Regions from separate parts of the Homo sapiens genome. Here region 1 is linked to region 2. A link is an interaction called in ENCODE POLR2A ChIA-PET data of the cell type or tissue named here. Cell type or tissue: A673. All regions are shown on one strand. Each heading gives the region's core, and the rest is flanking DNA. Links, peaks and the distances in the headings are about the cores only.

Evidence for each region. Peaks named below come from ENCODE experiments on the same cell type or tissue, not always from the same donor. Only the 100,000 strongest peaks of a DNase experiment are listed, where the experiment ranks them.
Region 1: POLR2A ChIA-PET joins it to region 2 with 13 read pairs; 28 of 35 experiments call an interaction of 5 or more read pairs at or near these places.

The regions. Positions count from the first base shown.
Region 1 is chr12:49,264,959-49,271,082 of GRCh38, reverse strand. It overlaps TUBA1C (tubulin alpha 1c), which reads right to left and starts at 6,001. Exons shown (of 4, transcript NM_032704.5): 1 at 5,899-6,001; 2 at 1,396-1,618; 3 at 1,107-1,255. The coding sequence starts at 5,901. RefSeq lists silencers at 5,372-5,585, 5,940-6,124 and an enhancer at 5,650-5,809. In A673, for the core only: no CTCF peak of the experiment used is centred there; a DNase peak (open chromatin) is centred at 2,292; H3K4me3 peaks cover 1,666 bases; H3K27ac peaks cover 1,977 bases.
Region 2 is chr12:49,134,956-49,152,394 of GRCh38, reverse strand. TUBA1B-AS1 (TUBA1B antisense RNA 1) reads right to left here. Exons shown (of 2, transcript NR_183484.1): 2 at 4,532-4,732. Among named protein-coding and RNA genes, the nearest start is that of TUBA1B-AS1, 12 kb to the right of the region's middle. In A673, for the core only: no CTCF peak of the experiment used is centred there; no DNase peak of the experiment used is centred there.

The sequences.
Region 1 (6,124 bases), core at 1,104-3,603, 130 kb before region 2:
CCTAAATAGCTACTAGGTTTATTTGTCCTAAAGGCAGGTCCCTGATTTTCCAAGTCAGTGCTTATAACTAAAGCTTAGGGTTTTTTTTGTTTGTTTGTTTTTTTGAGATGGAGTCTCACTCTGTCGCCCAGGCTGGAGTGCAGTGGCACGATCTCGGCTCACTGCAAGCTCCGCCTCCCGTGTTCACGCCATTCTCCTGCCTCAGCCTCCCTAGTAGCTAGGACTACAGGCGCCCACCACCACGCCCGGCTAATTTTTTTGTATTTTTAGTAGAGAGGGTTTCACCATGTTAGCCAGGATGGTCTCGATCTCCTGACCTCATGATCCGCCCACCTTGGCCTCCCAGTGCTGGGATTACAGATGTCAGCCACCGTGCCCAGCCTAAAGCTTAGTTTTTAAGCATCGGAAACATCAGTCCAGTTTTGCTGGGAAGACTACGTAAACATCTGAGAAAGTATGAAGCCATGAATGATGAGGCTATTCTATTTTAGAATGGAGCAGTCATGGCTGGGCTTAATACAATGTGATTTTCTTGACAAGTTACTCTGCCCAGACCATCATGCTTGATCTCTGGTTAATTACTTACAAGCTGCCCACATGCCTAAGGAGCAAAGAGTCATCTGATTGCCAGGCTCTTAATTAAAGTGATCCAAACAGCACACTTCATAAGGAAGCTCCCGACTCCACTTTCAGCAGTACTGGAAGTTTCCAGTATTGGCTGTTTCTTGTCAGTGTGACACTGGCTTCTTGTTCTCTGAACTTTCTGTATTGACATGAAGGAACCATCCCAGATTTTTAAAAAATGACTCTGATCAATTAGTTACATGTAGAAGTCAGCTACCTACTCACTCAGTATGACTAAGATGACCTCAAAAGGGGTGTCTCAGCTTGAAGCAAAATAGGCTAAAGAGCACTTACTTCTACCCCATAGTTGTCCCATAAATCCAAGATCATCTGGTTCAGAAATCCAATTAATTTAGTGAACAGATACATTTTAGTTGCAATGCAAATAGTCTCATTTTAGTTGCAAAGAATGATTTCTGTAGTTTGGTCTCAGAACTGCAAAAGAAACTCTCATCCCACTTTATTTAAAGTACTATACTTACCAGCTTGCGAATTCGGTCCAACACGAGGTCAATGATCTCCTTGCCAATGGTGTAGTGCCCTCGGGCATAGTTATTGGCAGCATCTTCCTTGCCTGTGATGAGTTGCTCAGGGTGGAAGAGCTGGCGGTAAGTGCCAGTGCGAACTTCATCTGGAGAACATGATGGGGGAGGAGGAGGAGGGACAAGGAGCGGGGAGGGAGAGTGGGTGAGTGACCAGCGGAGCCCCCCCAGGACAGACCTCCTGTCCCAGCACCCTGGGATCTCACTTGGGTTACTGAGGTCAACTCACCAATGACTGTGGGTTCCAAGTCTACAAACACTGCCCGGGGCACATGCTTGCCAGCACCCGTTTCACTGAAGAAGGTGTTGAAGGAATCATCTCCTCCCCCAATGGTCTTGTCACTTGGCATCTGGCCATCGGGCTGGATGCCGTGTTCCAGGCAGTAGAGCTCCCAGCAGGCATTGCCAATCTGGACACCAGCCTGGCCAACGTGGATGGAGATGCACTCACGCTGTGGGAGGAAGAAAGGAAAATGTCAGGGTATAATACATCAGATGGGACATTTAGGAATGATTCACACCTAATGACTGATTAACCTTCAAGACAGATAACTGGCTGGGCGCAGTGACTCACACCTGTAATCCCAGTACTTTGGGAGGCTGAGGCAGGTGGATCACCTGAGGTCAGGAGTTTGAGATCTGCTTGGCCAACATGGCAAAACTGCATCTCTACTAAAAATACAAAAAAAATTAGCCAGGCATGATGGCGCACACCTGTAGTCCCAGCTACTTGGGAGGCTGAGGGAGGAGAATCACTTGAACTCAGGAGGTGGAGGTTGCAGTGAGCTGAGATCACACCACTGCCCTCCAGCCTGAGTGACAAGATATTCCATCTCAAACAAAAAAAGATAACCATCTTTCAGCAGGCCACTCCTGCTCAGGGACTATAATTTCAAAAGCAAAAATCTTTGAAGACCTAATTCAGCAAAAGTGCCTTGGAAAACCAAAGATGTGTTCATGAACTACTCGGCAAGACCAGACAGTTGCTTTGTAGCCACAGTAGATATGATTCCTTAAACTAAGGCAAAATTCCCCTTTCCAGCTCTGATTCATTCTCTGAATGATTGTGTAACTACTGAGCTCATTCTGGTCCCGCTTTAATCCTATTCTTTAGGAGACAAAAGCTTCTCTCTCCCTCCTTTAAAACCAGCTTAAACCAGCAAACTATAGCCATGACTCATGAAGAAAATGCTGGATAAGCAGCAGTTAGCTGTATTTTAAAAACTGTGGTCAGAGGCAGCTTTTTAACCAAGTGGAAGAATCTAATCTATAGGAAGAACGTTTTTCCTTCACCGTCAAAACATCTCCGGAAGAGGGAAGACCATAATAATAAAGGCTAGAAATGTTACCAAGACTTTACTGATAGGTTAAGAAATTAGTTGTTTCTGGCTCACACCTGTAATCCCAGCACTTTGGGAGGCCAAGGTGAGCAGATCACTTGAGGTCAGGAGTTTGAAATCAGCCTGGCCAACATGGTGAAACTGTCTCTATTAAAAATACAAAAAAAAAAAAAATTATGGTAGAGCACAGTGGCTCATGCCTGTAATCCCAGGACTTTGGGAGACCGAGGTGGGTGGATCATCTGAGGTCAGGAGTTCAAGAACAGCCTGGCCAATATGCTGAAACCCCATCTCTACTAAAAATACAAGAATTAGCCAGGCATGGTGGTGCGCGCCTGTAGTCCCAGCTACTCGGAAGACTGAGGCATGAGAATCACTTGAACCCAAACCCAGGAGGTGGCGGTTGCAGAGATCTCGCCACTGCACTCCAGCCTGGGCAACAGAGGCAAGACTCTGTGTCTGTGTCTGTGTGTGTGTGTCTCTCTCTCATAGATATATATTTATGAGGTGGACCAAGTTAATTTAGAAAGGCCAGAGGGGCCAAAGCAGAATATGGTTAGAAATTACCAAACCCACACCTGCTAAGTAAAATAAGGGAATAAACATAGAATCTGTACACACAGACTTAACAGGAAAACAAAAAGGGTGTTTGGCATTTCATCATAAGTCAGATTAGCCACTTTGGAGACTGGCAGAGCACTAAGTTCTCAAAGGACCTGGTCTCATAAGCCAAGAGATAATAAAAACCCTAATTACTCACAACCTTTGACCTCCTTCCCACCTACACTCCCCATGAAACAATCAAGGTCTCTTAACCACATCAGCAAGCTCAGTATCACCTGGGTCTACTCACCCAGCTCCAGGGGTGTGGGAGAACAGGAGTAGTTTGTTCTAATTAGCCCATGACTATTTACCATTGCATCATGTTTACCTTTTTGAGAAAAAGTCTCGCTCTGTCGCCCAGGCTGGAGTGCAGTGGAAACTCCGCCTTCCAGGTTCAAGCGATTTTCCTGCCTCAGCCTCCCAAGTAGCTGGGATTACAGGTGCCCACCACCATGCCTGCCTTATTTTCGTATTTTTAGTAGAGATGGGGTTTCACCATGTTGGCCAGGCTGGTCTTGAACTCCTGACCTCGGGTGATCTACTCACCTCGGCCTCCCAAAGTGCTGGGATTATAGGCGGGAGCCACCACGCCCGGCATCATGTTTACCTTTAACTGGACTTTGGAAACGCCCAAGCCCCAAAAAGCTGGAGATAACCAGATACCTGATCATGATGGCCCCCAGGCCCAAGGAGATAAAGTATCTGAGAAGATCCACTCATTCTAACAAATGCTTCTTCTGTTTAAATGCCGTTTCTATTTTGCGCCCGCAATTTTTCTTTCATTGCTCAGTCTAAACTGCCTTCTTGAAGCTTAGCAGGCAGTCAGCGGCCACTGACTTACCCTCCACTCTCCCCTGGCCACGTGGGAGAAAGTGAGGCACAGGTGGAGTCAATTGGTCTAGTGTTAACTGGATAAGCAGCTCTTACCTCTCGTTAAAAAACAAGAAAATTTAACCAGTGTTCACCTAAACCAGTCCGCTGCCGCTCTCCTGCTTTTTAAAGGGTCTCACTACTTTGTGAATCCCACTTTTACCAGTATCTTTTTGGTACTGCTTGAAAAGAAGCAATAAGTTGTTACAGTGCGACATATACATGTATTTACATTTGATTTTTATATTTAAATTCATGTACGTATTTTTGAGATAAGGTCTCGCTGGAGTGCAGTGGTGCGATCTGGGCTCACTGCAGCTTCCACCTCCCGGGATCAAAAGATCCTCCCACCCCTGCCTCCCGAGAAGCTGGGACTACAGGCACGCACCACGACGCCCAGATAATTTTTGTATTTTTAGTATAGACGGAGTTTCACCGTGTTGCCCAGGCTGGTCTCGACCTCCTGAGCTCAAGCGGTCCTCCCGCCTCGGACTCCCAAAGTGCTGGGATTACAACCATAAGCCATCGCGCCCGGCCTAAGATAGTTGTTTTCAATACTTCTGGAAGCTTTATAGAAAACACTCAAGTTACGTATAATTTCACGTTTCTTGAAAACTGAACTAAGAACACGTGGTACTAGTTTACTCTGGGGTTTGCGGGTTTTTTTTTGTTTTTGGACGGAGTCTTGCTCTGTCGCCCAGGCTGGAGTGCAGTGGCGCGATCTCGGCTCACTGCAAGCTCCGCCTCCCGGGTTCACGCCATTCTCCTGCCTCAGCCTCCCGAGTAGCTGAGACTACAAGCGCCTGCCACCACGCCCAGCTAATTTTTTTTTTTTTTTTTTTAGTAGAGACGGGGTTTCACCGTGTTAGCCAGGATGGTCTCGATTTCCTGATCTCGTGATCCACCAGCCTCAGCCTCCCAAAGTGCTGGGATTACAGGCGTGAGCCACCGCGCCGGGCCGGGTTTGCGTTTTTTTGAGACAGTTTCGCTCTGTCGTCCAGACTGGAGTGCAGTAGCGCGATCTCGGCTCAGGGAAACCTACGCCTCCTGGGTTCAAGCGATTTTCCTGCCTCAGCCTCCCGAGTAGCTGGGATTACCGGCGCGCGCCACCACGCCCAGCGTTTTTTTTTGTTTTTTTTTTTTTTTAAAGTAGAGACGGGGTTTCACCATGTTCGCCAGGTTTGTCTCGAACAAGTGCTGGGATTACAGGCGTGAGCCACTGCGCCGGGCCAACTCTGGTTTTATAAGAAAATATCCTTTTGTGGACGTGTTTTTAAACCCGGCTTAAGTAGAAAGCTTCAGCTATAAACCTACCACTAGATTAACACCAGAAATGCAGGATTAGGCAACGTGAAAGTTAATTATTCCCTTCCAAGGAGGTGCCTGCCTCCATTCTCAAGTGGACTGGCGCAGTTGGAAGCTCTCCCCAGGGCAGGGCCACAGGTGACTCAGCAGCGAGTCACTGGGCGCTGGAGAGGGGGAGCCAGGAAGTGCTGCACCGTCGGTGCGGGAGCGCACGAGGGCCTCCGGGGCCCAGTTTGTAAGGCAGTAGGAAGGAGAGGTCGCTTGAGAAAACGTGGGGAGGGATTTTTAGTTTAAGTTCTTGGAGGCCAATGAGCAGGCTCCCTGACCTTCCTCCCTAGGGCAGTAGCGGGCCCTGCGGGGAAAGCCCTCACTAGGATCAAGAGGGCTTTCCATTTCCACTGATGGCCGCACCCGGGCCAGGTTTTCCGGCCCGAACTGGTGTCTGCCAAGTGAACTCGACCTTCCAGCCCGGCCGCCACAAGCCAGGTTAACCGGAGGGGCCCGGGGTAGTCTGGAGCTGTCCTGGGCGCGGCCCGAGGTGCAGGCAGTAGTTTCCGGGCCCGCCGTCCCCTGGGACGCGCACTCTTCCCCAGCCCCGAGGGAACCCCACTCACCATGACTAGAACTTGAAGGGGTCTGCGGCGGTGAAGGAGGCGAAGGGACGGCAACAAGGATCTCCCACTAACAGACTACCAAGGAGTCCGGGGGAGAAGTAGTGAAAGGGTGGCCGGCCCCGAAGGGCCTTATATACCCGGTCCCCGGCCACGTGTCGGGAGGGCGGGCCCCAGACCCCGCCCCGTGCCGCTGCGGCCCCACCTTCGAGCCCTGGCCTGCGCCCGG
Region 2 (17,439 bases), core at 10,190-12,689:
TAGCATTTTACCCACAGTAGAACTTCTTTCAAAATTGGAGTCAATCCTCTCAAACCCTGTTGTTGCTTTATCAACTAAGTTTATGAAATATTTAAAATCCTTTGTTGTCATTTCAATAATGTTCAAGCATCTTCACCGAGTACATTCCATCTCAAGAAACCACCATGTGAGTGTGGTGGCTCACGCCTGTAATCCCAGCACTTTGGGAGGCCGAGGCGGGTGGATCACCTAAGGTCAGGAGTTTGAGACCAGGCTGGCCAACATAGCGAAACCCCATCTCTGCTAAAAATACAAAAAATTAGCCAGTGCCTGTAATCCCAGCTACTTGGGAGGCTGAGGCAGAAGAATTGCTTGAACCCGGGAGACGGAGGTTGCAATGAGCCGAGATCGCACCATTGCACTCCAGCCTGGAAGGCAGAGCAAGACTCTGTCTCAAAAAAAAAAAAAAAAAAAAAAAAAGTAAAAATGACTCTTAGATCCACGGGCTACAGAATGGATGCTGTTAGCAGTCACGAAAGTAACATTAATCTCCCTCCCCGTACATGTCATCAGAACTCCTGGGTGACCAGGTGCATTGTCAATGAGCAGTAACATTTTGAAAGAATCTTTATTTCTGAAAAGTACATCTCAACAACAGGCTGAAAATACTCAGTAAACAATGTTGTAAATAGGTATGCTGTCATCCAGGTGTCGTTATTCCATTTATAGAGCATGGGCAGAGTAGACTTACCATGATACTTTAGGGCCCTGGGATTTTTGGAATGGTAAACGAGCATTGGCTTCAACTTAAAATCACCTGCTGCATTAGCCCCTGACAGATTCAGGCTGTTCTTTGAAGGTAGGCACTGACTTGTCCCTTCCAGCTATGAAAGTCACAGATGACATCTTCTTTCAATGTGAGGTTGTTTTGTCTACATCGAAAATCTTTTTTTATTGCTCATTTTTTGTTGATTTGCTTTCTTTTGGAGACAGGGTCTTGTTCTGTTGCCCAGGCTGGAATGCAGTAGCATGATCATAGCTCACTGCAGCCTCAAAACCCTGGGCTCAGGAAGCCACTCACCTCAGCCTGCCAGGTAGCTAGGACTACAGGAGCATGCCATCACACCTGGCTAATTTTTTTATTTTTGTAGAGATTAAAAAATTGCCTTGCTATGTTGCTCAGGCTGGCCTCAAGCAATGCTCTCACCTCAGCCTCCCAAAGTGCTGGGATTAGACATGAGGCACAGTGCCTGGCCAAAAATGTGTTGTTTAGTATAGCCATCTTCATCAATGATCTTAGCTAGATCTTCTGGATCACTTGCTGCAGCTTCTACATCAGCACTTATTGCTTCGCTTTGCACTTTTATGTTATGGAGACAGCTTCTTTCCTTAAACTTCACGAGCCAACCTCTGCTAGCTTCAAACTTTTCTTCTGTAGTTTCCTCACCTCTCTCAGCCTTCTCAGAATTGAAGATAACTGAGGTCCTGCTCTGGATTAGGCTTTGGCTTAAGAGAATGTTGTGGCTGGTTTGATCTTCTATCCAGACTACTAAAACTTTCTCCCTATCAGCATCAATAAGGCTGTTTCACTTTTTTTTTTTTTTTTTTTTTGAGACAGAGTCTCTCTCTGTTACCCAGGCTGGAGTGCAGTGGCACAATCTCAGCTCACTGCAATGTTCACCTCTGGGGTTCAAGTGATTCTCTTGCCTTAGCTTCCCGAGTGTCTGGGATTACAAGTGTGCACCACCACACTCAGCTAATTTTTGTATTTTTAGTAGAGACAGGGTTTCACTATGTTGGCTAGGCTGGTCTTGAGCTCCTGACCTCAGGTGATCCACCCACCTCAGCCTCCCAAAGTGCTGGGATTACAGGCGTGACCCACCACGCCCGGACTGTTTCACTTTCTTATCATTCATGTGTTCACTGGAGTAGCACTTTTAATTTCCTTTGAGAACTTTTCCTTTGCATTCACAATTTGGCTGTTTAGCACAAGAGGATTAGCTGTTAGCCTCTCTCAGAGACCACTGTAGGGTTATTAATTGGTCTGATTTCAATGTTGTTGTGTCTAATTTAACAGGGAGGCATAAGAAGAGGGAGACAGGAAATGGCTGGTCAGTAGAACAATCACAACACACACATTTATATATTAAGGTCACTGTCACGTGATCTTATGTTTGTGGCACTCCAAAACCATTACAATAGTAACATCAAAGATTACTAATCACAGATCACCATAACAAATACAATAATAATAAAAAAGCTTTTTTTTTTTTTTTTTTTTGAGATGTCGCTTTGTCTCCCAGGCTGGAGTGCAATGGCACGATCTCGGCTCACCACAACCTCCGCCTTCTGGGTTCAAGCGATTCTCCTGCCTCAGACTCCCAAGTAGCTGGGATTACAGGCGTGTGTCACCACACCCAGCTAATTTTGTATTTTTGGTAGAGATGGGGTTTCGCCATGTTGGCTAGGCTGGTCTTGAGCTCCTGACTTCAGGAGATCCGCCTGCCTTGGCCTCCCAAAGTGCTAGGATTACAGGTGTGAGCCACTACACCCAGCCTGTAATGAAAAATTTTTATATATTATGAAAATTACCAAAATGTGACACAGAGACATGAAGTGAGCAAATGCTGTTGGAAAAATGGTGCTAACAGACTTGCTTGATGCAGGGTTGCCATAAACCTTCAATACGTTTTAAAAAAAAAAAAGAAAGAGAAAACTCTCATCATCTGTGAAGTTCAGTAAAGTGGGCCAGACACAGTGGCTCACACCTGTAATCCCAGCTACTTGGGAGGCTGAGGCAGGATAATCCTTGAACCAGGGAGGCGGAGGTTGCGGTGAGCCAAGATTGCGTCATTGCACTCCAGCCTGGGCAACAAGAGCGAAACTCTGTCTCAAAAAAAATAAAAAGGGCCGGGCACGGTGGCTTAAGCCTGTAATCCCAGCACTTTGGGAGGCCGAGGCAGGCCGATCACTTGAGGTCAGAAGTTCGAGACCAGCCTGGCCAACGTGGTGAAACACTGTCTCTACCAAAAATACAAAAATTAGCCGGGCGTGGTGGCAAGTGCCTGTAGTCCCAGCTACTTGGGAGGCTGAGGCAGGAGAAGAGATTGAACCCAGGAGGCAGAGGTTGCAGTGAGCCGAGATCACACGACTGTACTCCAGCCTGGGCAACAAGAGCGAAACTGTCTCAAAAGAAAAACAAAACAAAACAAAACAAGTTCAGTAAAGTGAAGTGCAATAAAGTAAGGTATGTCTGTGTATCTTTTTACCTCTTCAATGTTTGAACCATGGGAACTTTACCTATTCAAAAAATATGTGTAAAGTTTTGCTTTCAAGTCTACTGCTTTTATTAATTACATGTTTTTTGTTTGTTTGTTTCTTTTTTTGAGACAGAGTCTTACTCTGTTGCCCAGGCTGGAATGCAGTGGCACGATCTTGGCTCACTGCAACCTCCACCTCCCAGGTTCAAGCAATTCTCCTGCCTCAGCCTCCCAAGTAGCTGGGACTAAAGGCACATGCCACTACGCCTGGCTAATTTTTTGTATTTCAGTAGAGATGGGGTTTCACCGTGTTGCCCAGGCTGGTCTCAAACTCCTGAGCTCAGGCAATCCACCGCCTCAGTCTCCCAAAGTGCTAGGATTACAGGCGTGAGCCACCATGCCTGGCCAGCAATTACATGTTTGTATATATTTTTATTTATTTTATTTATTTATTTATTTATTTTTGAGACAGAGTCTCGCTCTGTCACCCAGGCTGTAGTGCAGTGGCGTGATCTTGGCTCACTGCAAGCTCCACCTCCTGGGTTCACATCATTCTCCTGCCTCAGCCTTCTGAGTAGCTGGGACTACAGGCGCCTGCCACCACGCCCGGCTAATTTTTTTTTTTTTCTTTAGTAGAGAGGGGGTTTCACCGTGTTAGCCAAGATGGTCTCGATCTCCTCACCTCGTGATCTGCCCGCCTCGGCCTCCCAAAGTGCTGGGATTACAGGCATGAGCCACTGTGCCCGGCTACATGTTTTTATAAATCCATTCAGTCAACTGTCTTCTTAGTGACTCTACAGTATCTTCTTCTATTTCACAAATGGTGACACAATGGCTTTAGCAAAATATAAATCCTGGTTAAACCCAATTCACTATCAGGTTTATACCTTCTCCTGAGCAGGTAAACCTGACTAGGGAAAAATACAACCCAGATGACTGATCTCATTTTATATTTACAACCACAGATGTCTGAATGACCTACTACCTCTCCCTACTTAATTTACTCTACCATTCAGAGATAACTATTTCACAAATTCTCTCTCCACAAACTTCCCACATTTCACACATTCTCTCTCCACAAACCTCCCACACTCCTTCCCCAATCCTTACATTTAGCTAATGATCTCCCCATCCCTGTTTCACTGAAGAAGAAAAAAAAAAAGAAAAACATCAGAAGACAAAACTTACACAGTCCCACTACCACATCAGTTATGACTTACAATCAGCTGTAAATAACAGACACAAACACACACTCAACAAAAGAAAAAGAAAAATAGGAAAAAAGATCAGTGTGGCTTAAACAAATTGCTTCATTTTCTCCCATAATGAGACGTCCAGGGGGAGGCAATGCAGGGCTTGACAGCTCCATGTTGTCATCAGGCACCTAGACTCTATCTTCCTCCATCCTTAGCATATCATATGGCATAAGGTTGCTTTATTATCGTAAGAAGATTACTAGAACTCCACAGGACCCCAGCCATCTTGTCCATGTTCTAGGCAAAAAAAAAAAAAAAAAAAAAAAAGAAAAAGAAAGGGCCAATGACACTAGCTCAATCTTATCAATCCTGTTTTAGAAACTTTATCAGCAGCCCCACCAAACAACTTCCACTAACATTTCACCAGAACTTAGTCACATGGACCCCATCAGTTGGAACAGAAGCTGGGCACCCTGTTCCCAAAGAAATCAGGGTTCTGTTACTAAGGAAAAGAGGGAGAATTAGGAAAGATTACCTATTTTGTTCTTCTTTTTTAAAGATGAGGTTTAGCGGCTGGGCACGATAGGTCACATCTGTAATCCCAGCACTTTCGGATGCTGAGGCGGGCAGATCACGTGATGTCGGGAGGTCGAGACCAGCCCGACCAACATGGAGAAACCCTGTCTCTACTAAAAATACAAAATTAGCCAGGTGTGGTGGCACATGCCTGTAATCCCAGCTACTCGGGAGGCTGAAGCAGGAGAATCGCTTCAACCCGGGAGGTAGAGGTTGCGGTGAGCCGAGATCACGCCATTGCACTCCAGCCTAGGCAACAAGAGCGAAACTCCGTCTCAAAAAAAAAAAAAAAAAAAAAGGATGAGGTTTTGCTATGTTGCCCAGACTGGACTCAAACTCCTGGGCCCAAAGGATCCTCCTGCCTTAGCCTCCCGAGTAGCTGAAAGGCACCACTGTATGCCACCATCCCTGGCTGAAATTACCCATTTTCTAGTTCACTGCAGTAGAGGAGAAAAACAGAAATAATCAGAAGAGAAATTCCACAGATTCCACCACTAAATCTAACTGCCAACCGATTAATCGCTCCTCGAATTCTGGCTTCCTCCTGTGTGTCAGCAGGTGAATACTGTGCTCCTTTCCAAGGTGAACCCCTCCATGGTGCACTGGGTGCCTTTCCATTTCACTACTCTAAAGCTTTGCTCCTTTTCCCCACAACATGGATTTTACCTTTTGTTTTTTTTTTCTCATTAGCAAACAAATATTCTAAAATAGCTCCCACCTTAGAAACAAAAACAAAAAGAAAACCCCGCCTTTTATTGAACATCCCTATCCAGCTCTCCTGGTTATTACTCTTCTTTCTAACCCCTTAAAGCAAAAATCCTCAAAAAAGTTTTTAAATTCTCCTTCCTCCACTTCCTTGTCATGAATCATCTCTTGAACTTACACCAATAAGGCCTTAATTCATCCTTACTGCTCCACTGAAGCCACTCTTGCCCAGGTCACCAGTGAAATCTAACAGCTGATTCTCAGACCCCATGTTACCCAGCCTCCCAGAAAGCACAGTTCAAAAAGCAGAGTTATCACCTGCTCCTGCTTGAAACACTTTCTTCATTTGGTTTCCAGAATACTAAACTCTTCATTATTTTCTTTCTTCTATTTTTTTGGAAACACGGTCTTGCTCTGTTACCCAGGCTGGAATGCAGTGGCGCGATCACAACTTACTGCAGCCTTCACCTCGTGGGCTCCTATGTCAGCCTCCCAAGTAATCGGTACTACAGGTGCACACCACCACGCCTGGCTAATTTTTGTATTTGTTGTAAAGAAGGGATCTCCCTGTGTTGCCAGAGCTGGTCTCTAACTCCTGGGCTCAAGCAATCCTCCCACCTTGGCCTCCCCAAGTGCTGGTATTATAGGTGTGAACCACTGCACCCAGGCCATTATTAACTTCCAACATCACTGTCTGCTCCTTTTACTTTACACTACTAGATCCTGTTCCTAATTTTTATAAGTTAGAGTGCTCTGGGGTTCAGTCCTTGGACCTCTTCCTTTTTTTTTTTTTTTTTTCAGACAGTCTCGCTCTGTTGCCCAGGCTGGAGTGCAATGGCACAATCTCAGCTCACCACAACCTCCGCCTCCCGGGTTCAAGCGATTCTCCTGCCTCAGCCTCCCAAGTAGCTGGGACTATAGGCGCATGCCACCATGCCCAGCTAAATTTTGTAATTTTAGTAGAGACGGGGTTTCACTATGTTGGCCAGGCTTGTCTCGAACTCCTGACTTTGTGATCCGCCCGCCTGGTCTTCCCAAAGTGCTGGGATTACAGGCATGAGCCACTGCGCCCGGTTGGATCTCCCCCGTTCCCCAGGTGATCTTATCCACTTTCTATACTGATGACTTCTAAATTTATCTCCAACACGACCTCCCCTCTGCACTTTTTAACCAACTATTACTGCCTAATCAACATCTCTACTTATATTTAACCCACTGCATCTCAAACTTAACATGTCCAAAACTGAACTTTTGATTCTTTCCATTTCTCTACACCTGTTCCTCCTTTAGTATTCCCCAGTGTTGCTCAGACCAAAAATCTAGGGGTCATGACTGACTCCTCTCTTTCTTTCTCACAGCCAACTTCTTAATAAATCCTGTCAGTTCTGTCTTCAAAATATACTCAGAAGGCTGGGCGTGGTGGCTCAAGCCTATAATCCCAGCACTTTGGGAGGCCAAGGCAGGCAGATCACGAAGTCAGGAGATCAAGACTATCCTGGCTAACACGGTGAAACCCCACATCTACTTAAAAAAAAAAAAAAAAAAAATTAGCCGGGCGTGGTGGCACACGCCTGTAGTCCCAGCTACTTGGGAGGCTGAGGCAGGAGAATCACTTGAACCTGGGAGGCAGAGATTGCAGTGAGCCGAGATCACACCACTGCACTCCAGCCTGGGTGACAGAGCAAGACTCCATCTCAAAAACAAAACAAAACAAAACAAAACAACTCACATTTCCACCACTTCTTACCACCTCAACAATATCACCTTGATTCAAGCCACTATCATCTCTTATTTGCATTACTGCCCATTCCCTTCTAGTTCATCTTCCTTCTTCCACTCTTAACCTCCTGTGGTTTACTCTCACAAAAGCCAGAGCAATGCTCTTAAAACCTAAAATAGAACATGTCACACCTTTGCTCAAAACTATCTAATAGCTTCTCATTATTTTTAGAATAAAACACAAAATCTCTCCATGCCTAATAACACTATTACATGAGCTAGACCCTGGCTACCTCTCCAATCTCATTTCATAACGCTCTCCCCCTCACTCACTACTCTGCTCTGGCCTCATTGACCTTCTTGTTACTGCTTTGAAAAGATATACACATCCAGTTTCCAGACCAGCAGAAAAGAAGCTCGGAAGTCACCACTCCATGATAACAACAAGTAAAAGCTGAACAAACTAAAAAATCAACAGCTCCTTTTTTTTTTTTTTAACTGCTCCATGCAGAGCAGGGCTAAGTCATAGGCAGTGCATCTAGAGCTGCCAACAACTCTTTATAGATCTGTAGGAGAAACTAGATAAAAAAAGTAAAGGAGGCCGGGCGCGGTGGCTCACGCCTGTAATCCCAGCACTTTGGGAGGCCGAGGCGGGTGGATCACAAGGTCAGGAGATCGAGACCATCCTGGCTAATACGGTGAAACCCCGTCTCTATTAAAAATACAAAAAAATTAGCCAGGCATGGTGGCGGGCACCTGTAGTCCCAGCTACTTGGGAGGCTGAGGCAGGAGAATGCCGTGAACCTAGGAGGCAGAGCTTGCAGTGAGCCGAGATTGTGCCACTGCACTCCAGCCTGGGCGACAGAGCGAGACTCTGTCTCAAAAAAAAAAAAAAAAAAGTAAAGGAGGCTGAGCATAGTGGTTCATGTCTATAATCCCAGGCCTTTGGGAGGCCAAAGTGGGAGGATGACTAGATGCTAAGAGTTCAAGCCCAGCCTGGGCAACATGGCAAGACCTCATCTCTACAAAATTAAAATTAAACTTTTTTTTTTTAAAGTGAAGGAGCTGGGCAAGGTGGCACACCTATAGTTCCAGTTACTTTACAGGCTGAGGCAGGAGGATCCCTTGAGCCCAGGAGTTCAAGGCTGCAGTATATGATTATCACATCTGTGAATAGCCACTGCACGCCAATCTGGGCAACATAGCGAGGCTTCATCTCTACAAAAAAGTAATAAAAAAGAAATAAAAGGCTGGGTGTGGTGGCTCATGCCTGTAATCCCAGCACTTTAGTAGGCTGAGGCAGGTGGATCACTTGAGGTCAGGAGTTCAGGACCAGCCTGGCCCACATGTTAAAACCGCATCTCTATCAAAAAATACAAAAATTGGCTGGGTGTGGTGGCGTATGCTGTAGCCCCAGCTACGCGGGAGGCTGAGGCAGGAGCGTTACTTGAACCTGGGAGGAGGAGGTTGCAGTGAGCCAAGATCACACCACTGCACTCCAGCCTGGGTGACAGAGCGAGACTCCGTCTCAAAACAACAGAAAAAGAAATAAAAGAGAGGACATAATTACAGATTCCATGAACATTAAAGGGAAAATAAAGGAAAACTCTATGTGCACAGATTTGATAACCTAGATGAAATAGACAAATTCCTTGAAAGACACAATCTGCCAAATTCACATAAGAAGAAAGACAATTTGAACAGCTCTATATCTATTAAAGAACTGAATCGGCTGGGCGCGGTGGCTCATGCCTGTAATCCCAGCACTTTGGGAGGCTGAGGTGGGCAGATCATGAGGTCAGGAGATCGAGACCATCCTGGCTAACACGGTGAAACCCCATCTCTACTAAATATACAAAAAATTAGCTGGGCATGGTGGCACGCACCTGTAGTCCCAGCTACTCGGGTGGCTGAGGCAGGAGAATTGCTTGAACCCAGGAGGCAGAGGTTGCAGTGAGCTGAGATCGCGCCACTGCACTCCAGCCTGGGTGACAGAGCGAGACTCCGTCTCAAATAATAATAATAATAATTGAATCAATAATTAATAACCTTCCCAAACAGAAAGCACCAGGCCCAGATGGGTTAACTGATGAATTCTACCAAACATTTATTTATTTATTTTGAGATGGAGTCTTGCTCTGTTCCCCAGCCCGGAGTGCAGTGGTGCAATCTTGGCTCACTGCAACCTCTGCCTTCTGGGTTCAAGTGATTCTCCTGCCTCAACCTCCTGAGTAGCTGGGATTACAGGCGTATGCCACCATGCCTAGCTAATTTGAATTCTACCAAACTTTTAGGGGAAACATTATCCCAATTTTATACCATCTCTTTAAGAAGAAAGAAGCAGAGGGATTATTCCCTAACTCATTCTATGAGATCAGTGTTACCGTAATACCAAAACCAGACAGATACTACAAAAAAAAAAAAAAGAAAAAAGAAAACTACAGACCAATATTTGCATGGACATAGATGCAAAAATCCTTAATTAAATATCAGAAAATCAAATCCAACACTGGATAAAAAGAATTATATACCAAGACCAAGTGGAATTTATCCCAGGTATACAAGGCTGGTTCAACATTTGAAAATGAATAAGGCCAGGAGCAGTGGCGCATACCTATAATCCCAGCATGTTGGGAGGCTGAAGTGGGACAATCACTTCAGCTCAGGAGCTCAAGACCAGCCTGAACAACGTGGCAAGACCTCATCTCTACAAAAAATTTAAAAATTAGCAGGGTGTGGTGGCATACACTTGTGGTCCTAGCTACTCAGGAGGCTGAGGTGAGAGGATCGCTGAAGCCCAGGAGACCGAGACTGCAGTGAGCTATGTTCATGCCACTGCACTCCGGCCTGGGTGACAGAGCAAGACCCTGTCTCAAAAAAAAAAGAAAGAAAAAGAAAAGATCAATTAATAAAATCCATCAGATCAGCAGTCTAAAGAAGAAAAAGGCCAGGTGCAGTGGCTCATGCCTGCAATCCCAGGACTTTGGGAGGCCGAGACAAGCAGATGGCTTAAGGTCAGGAGTTCAAGACCAGCCTGGCCAACATGGTGAAACCCTGCATCTGCTAAAAATAAAAAAAATTTGCCAGGTGTGGTGGCGTGCGTCTATAATCCCAGCTAATCCAGTGGCTGAGGCACGAGAATTGTTTGTACCAGGGAGGTGGAGGTTGCAGTGAGCCAAGATGGTGCCACTGCACTCCATTCTGGGCAACAGAGCAAAACTGTTTAAAAAAGAAAAAAGAAAGAAAAATCACATAATCATATCAACATATGCAGAAGAAGCATATGACAAAATCCAACACTCATTCATGATAAACTCTCTTGATAAACTTAGAGGGGAACTTTCTCGTCTTGATCAAGAATGTCTACAAAATCCCTACAGCTAACACTATACTTAAAAGTGAGAAATTAGAAGCTTTCTCACTAAGATTAGGAACAGGCAAGCATGTCCCTTCTCACGACTCCAGCAAGACTTATTTTATTCACTGTTATATCAACCCAGCACTTATAAGGAGTACCTGCCATGGTAAGCTCTCAATACTTGTCCAATAAGTAAATAAATAAAAATAGACACCATACTGTTTTCTCTATATTTAATACAATGGACACTTTCTAGTCTTTACCCTATTTAACCTGCAGGATTTGACACTGCAGCATTTGACACTGTACTCGCTTGAAACTCTTTACTTGGATCGTAAAACCCCCAGTTCTTCCTCTTTGATCATTCTTTCTCAGACTCCTTTTGTTTATTTGTTTATTTATTTTTGAAACGGAGTCTCGCTTAGCCGCCCAGGCTGGAGTGCAGTGGTGCGATCTCAGGTCACTGCAACCACTGTCTCCCAGGTTCAAGTGATTCTTCAGTCTCAGCCTCTTGAGTAGCTGGGATTACAGGCACCTGCCATCATGCCCAGCTTTAGTAGAGATGGGGTTTCAGCATGTTGGCCAGGCTGGTCTTGAACTCCTGACCTCAGGTGATCCACCTGCCTTGGCCTCCCAAAGTGCTAGGATTATTGCGACCGGCTCAGACTCCATTTTTTTTTTTTTTTTTTTTTTTTGAGACAGTCTCGCTCTGTTACCCAGGCTGGAGTGCAGTGGCACAATCTCGGTTCACTGCAACCTCCGCCTCCTGGGTTCAAGCAATTCTCCTGACTCAGCCTCCTGAGTAGCAGGGACTACAAGTGCACGCCACCATGCCTGGCTAATTTTTGTATTTTTTTAGTAGAGACGGGGTTTCACATGTTGGTCAGGATGGTCTTGATCTCCTGATCTTGCGATCCACCTGTCTCGGCCTTCCAAAGTGCTGGGATTACAGGCATGAGCCACCATGCCCAGCCACTTTTTTTTTTTTTTTTTTGAGATGGAGTCTCACTGTTGTTGCCCAGGCTGGAGTGCAATGGCGCAACCTCAGCCTCCTGGGTTCAAGTGCTTCTCCTGTCTCAGCCTCCCAAGTAGCTGGGATTACAAGCATGCGCCACCATGCCCGGCTAATTTTGTATTTTTAGTAGAGATGGGGTTTCTCCATGTTGCTCAGGCTGGTCTCGATCTCCTGACCTCAGGTGATCCGCCTGCCTTGGGCTCCCAAAGTGCTGCAATTACAGGCGTGAGCCACTGTGCCCAGCCCCAGACTCCTTTTATAAGCTCATTTTCTCCACTTTAAATGTGATCATTCTTTCAATTCCTTACTAAGGCCAGGTTCTCTATCTACTTCAGGGTTCTCTATTAATACCACCACGTTCAGCCGGGAACGGTGGCTCACGCCTGTAATCCCAGCACTTTGGGAGGCCAAGGCGGGTGGATCATGAGGTCAGGAGTTCCAGACCAGCCTGGCCAACATGGTGAAACCTTGTCTACATTAAAAATTCAAAAATTAGCTGGGCACGATGGCAAGCACCTGTAATCCCAGCTACTTCGGAGGCTGAGGCAGGAGAATTGCTTGAACCCAGGTAGCAGAGGTTGCAGTGAGCCGAGATTTCACCACTGCACTCCAGCCTGGGTGACAGAGTGAGACTCCGTATCAAAAAGAAAAAAAAAAAAAAAGAAAGAAAAGCACTACTTTCCTAGCTCTACACATTCCCCCTGAGAGGTCTTACCATTCCCGTAGTTTAATTACCATTTTAATACTGAAGGTTCAAAATCTGTCTCTCTCTCCCCTCTCCATATCTGCAAGTATGTCTGCCTAATGGACATCTCTAAGCATATGTACTACCGACACTTAAACCTCAAAATGTGTTAAAAACTGACCTTTTCTTACTTCCCGCCCACTTCTTTCTTCAATATTTTGATCTCAGTGAAAAGCACCACGATTCACGTGGTTATTTAAATGAGAAACCTTTGCTGGTCGCAGTGGTTCACATCTGTAATCCCAGCACTTTGGGAGGCCGAGGTGGGCGGATAGCTTGAAGTCAAGATTTCGAGACCTGCCTGGCCAACATGGTGAAACCCGGTCTCTACTAAAAATACAAAAATTAACCAGGCGTGGTAGCACATATCTGTAATCCCAGCTACCTGGGAGGCTGAGGCAGGAGAATCACTTGAACCTGGGAGGCAGAGGTTGCAGTGAGCCAAGATCGTGCCACTGCACTCTAGCCTGGGAAACAGAGTGAGACTCTGTCTCAAAAATAAATAAATAGATAGATAGATAGATAAATAAAATAAATGAGAAACCTACAAAATAACCTCCATTCCTTACTTTACCTCACAACCCATATCCAATCAATCACAAGGTTCAATATTAAACAAAAATTACATATTAAGCACCTACTATGTGCCAGGTATTGTTCTTGTCTCTAGGGATAAAGCCTGCTTGCATTGGCTTACATTATAAGGACATTTACTGTTTCCTTTATTCATTAATATTTATTTAGTTTCTTTAATTTATTATTTAATTAATAAATGTGGAGATAGGTTGGTTTTAAGGTTAGGTCGATAGCTTCACAATATCAGACCACTGCACTGAACTGGCATCTTTATGATTCTCTTTGCATTAGACCCTCAAGGACTGAAGTTGGCTCTAGGCATCATATCTTCAAAGAACATTTCCAAAGGCAGAAAGCAAAGGGAGAGGGGTGAAACAAAAGGGACTTCCTCAACGGGGTAATCTCTTTTTATCAGAGAAGAAAATCATTCCCAGAAAGTCCTCAGCTGACTTGCCTCTTTATGTCCCATTGGTCAGAATCAGGTCCAATCATGAAGGAAACTGAAAAAGCAAGTATCTGGCAAAGGGAAACAAGGTTGCATTTATTTGTCCCCGGGGACTGAGCACACAAATACCCTTTAAACAGTGGCAGATAAAGGAGGCTGTCTTAGCAAGGAGGAATGGAAGAAGGTAGTTTTTGGAAGGGCAACCAAGACTGACTTCCACAAAAAGAGACATGGAGTTTACATAAAAGAAGAAACTTTAAACAAGTAAATAAATGTACAAACAAGGTAATTTCAGATTCTGTAAGAGCTGTGAAATAAGAGTGGTGTGATAAAAAGTAGTGGGCATATTTTGAAAGTAAATTGACAACATGAACTAATGGGACTGAATGTATGAGAAAAAGGTGATTCCAAGTTAACACTGATTCCCATTCATAAATGAAGCTTGAGAAAGATAATTAAGGGTCTAAGGTCATACCACTATTAACTGACAAAGCTAGAATTGAATCTAGTCCTATCTGACACCACCGAAGTCAATTTTCTATTTTTTTCCCTTTTTTTTTTGGTTTTTTTTTTTTTTTTTTTTTGAGATAGAGTCTCACTCTGTCACCCAGGCTGGAGTGCAGTAGCATGATCTCTGCTCACTGCAACCTCCACCTCCTGGGTTCAAGCGATTCTCGTGCCTTGGCTTCCCAAGTAGCTGGGATTATAGCCACGTGCCACCAGGGCCAACTAATTTTTGTATTTTTAGTAGACGGGGTTTCGCCATGTTGGCCAGGCTGATCTCTAACTACTGGCCTCAAGTGATCCACCCGCCTCGGCCTCCCAAAGTGCTGTGATTATAGGCCTGAGCCACTGCACCCAGCCCAAAGTCAATTTTCTTTCCCCAGTACCATCTATCTGTGGAAAAGCAGATGTAAATTTATAATATTGGGATAAATAAGAATGAAGTTCAAATATTTATAAATAGTTAACACTTGGTAAATTGTTGCCATTTGTTATTTTGTTTTTACTTGTAGAGCTAGTGAAATGAACAAAATATTTTGTAAATTTCTGTGTCTAAACCACAATATGGAAACTATCAAAAACAGTTACCCACTGCTTAGAACAGTAGCAAATGGCCATGATACTATGTAGCAAAAATGAGAATAACTCTAATTGCATCACAGGGTTTCCCACTACACCAAAGACTCAAAGCAAACAGTTGCAGGCCTGAAAGAGTACAACAAAAGAAAGGCCTATATAATCAATTAAAATGTGCAGACAGACTGGGCACAGTGGCCTGTACTGCAATCTCAGCAGTTTGGGAGGCCAAGGTGGGAGGATCGATTGAGCCCAGGAGTTCAAGACCAGCCTGGGTAACAATGAGACTCCACCTCCACAAAAATAAAAAATTAGCCAGGCACAGTGGTGCTTGCCTGTAGTCCCAGCTACTGAGGAGGCTGAGGTGAGAGGATCGCTTGAGCCTGGGAGGTGGAGGCTGCAGTGAGCCATGATCATGCCCCTGTAATCCAGCCTAGGCAACAGAGTGAGATCCTGTCTTAGGGGAGGAAAAAAAATGTCAAGACAGTAAATACTACTGTGTTTATGTTCCAGACATAGATAACTACTATTTACTCGTGTGTGTGTGTGTGTGTGTGTGTGTGTGTATAGGTATGTATAATAAATAGAGGCTGAGCATGGTGGCTCATGCCTATAATTAATCCCAGCACTTTGGGAGGCCAAGGTGGGTGGATCACTTGAGGTGAAGAGTTTGAGACCAGCCTGGCCAACATCGTGAAACCCCATCTCTACTAAATTACAAAAACTAGCCAGGTGATGGTGGTGCACATCTGTAATTCCAGCTACTAAGGAGGCTGAGGTGGGAGAATCGCTTGAACCTGGGAGATGGAGGCTGCAATGAGCTGAGATGGCACCACTGCACTCCAGCCTTGGCAATACAGCAAGACTCTGTCTCAAAAAAAAAAAAAAAAAAAACAGAGGCCGGGCATGGTGGTTCACATCTGTACTCCTAGCACTTTGGGAGGCCAAGGCGGGCAGATCACAAGGTCAAGAGTTTGAGAACAGCCTGGCCAATATGGTGAAACCCTATCTCTACTAAAAATATATATAAAAAAAATAGGCTGGGTGCAGTGGCTCATGCCTTTAATCCCAGCACTTTGGGAGGCCGAGGTGGGCGGATCACCTGAGGTCGGGAGTTCGAGACCAGCCTGACCAACATGGAGAAACCCTGTCTCTACTAAAAATAAAATACAAAAAATTGCTGGGCGTGGTGGCGCATGCCTGTAATCCCAGCTACTTGGGAGGCTGAGGCAGGAGAATCGCTTGAACCCAGGAGGTAGAGGTTGCAGTGAGCTGAGATCACGCACCATTGCACTCCAGCCTGGGCAAGAAGAGCAAAACTCCATCTCAAAAAATAGATAGATAGATAGATAGATAGATAGACAGACAGACAGACAGACAGACAGACACACAGATGTAAAATTAGCCGGGCGTGGTGGCGCGTACCTGTTTTCCCAGTTACTCACTTGGGAGGCTGAGGCAGGAGAATCACTTAAACCTGGGAGATGGAGGTTGCAGTGAGCCAAGATCATGCCACTGCACTCCAGCCTAGGAGACAGAGCGAGACTCTGTCTCAAACAAACAAACAAAACAAATAGACCTGGCCGGGCACGGTGGCTCACGCCTGTAATCCCAGCACTTTGGGAGGCCGAGGCGGGCAGATCACGAGGTCAGGAGATCGAGACCATCCTGGCTAACATGGTGAAACCCCGTCTTACTAAAAAAATACAAAAAATTAGCAGCCGGGCATGGTGGCGGGCGCCTGTAGTCCCAGCTACTTGGGAGGCTGAGGCAGGAGAATGGCATGAACCTGGGAGACAGAGGTTGCAGTGAGCTGAGATCGCGCCACTGCACTCCAGCCTAGGCAGCAGAGTGAGACTCCGTCTCAAAACAAAAAACAAAAAACAAATATACCTATGTAGGTTAAGTATGGATTTTTTAAAAAATCAGACTTTCCTGTCAGGTACTAAAGAGGAGGCAGGCTGGGCATGGTGGCTCATGCCTGTAATCCTAGCACTTTGGGAGGCCGAGGCGGGCAAATCATTTGAGGCCAGGAGTTCGAGACCAGCCGGGGCAACACGGCAAAACCCCCTCTCTGCTAAAAATATAAAAAATAGCCAGGTGTCGTGGCACATGCCTGTAATCCCAGCTACTTGGGGGGCTGAGCCACAGGAATTGCTTGAACTCACAAGGCAGAGGTTTCGGTGAACTGAGATTGTGCCACTGCACTCCAGCCTGTGCAACAAAGCAAGACCCTGTCTCAAAAAAAAAAAAAGAAAGAAAAAGAAAAAGAAAAAAAGAAAAGGAAAAAGAGGCAAAATACATTTATCATTATTCAATATTATTCTGGCATAAAAATGTGTTACAGTTGGGTGTGGTGGCTCATGCCTGTAATCCCAGCACTTTGGGAGGCCGAGGCAGGCAGATTACATGAGTCCAGGAGTTTGAGACCAGCCTGGGCAACATGGAAAAACCCCATCTCTACAAAAAAAAAAAAAAAAAAAAAAATATATATATATATATATATATATATAAAATATAAAAATATATATAATATAAAAATAAATATATATATAAATATATATATATATTTTTTTTTTTTTTACTCCTCCAATACTGGGCAGGGCTATGCCCATTGAATCATCAGAACATCGCCAGGTGTGCGGATCACAAGGTCAAGAGAACGAGATCATCCTGGCCAACGCGGTGAAACCCCATCTCTACTAAAAATACAAAAATTAGCTGGGCACGGTGGCACGTGCCTACAGTCTCAGCTGCTCGGGAGGCTGAGGCAGGATAATTGCTT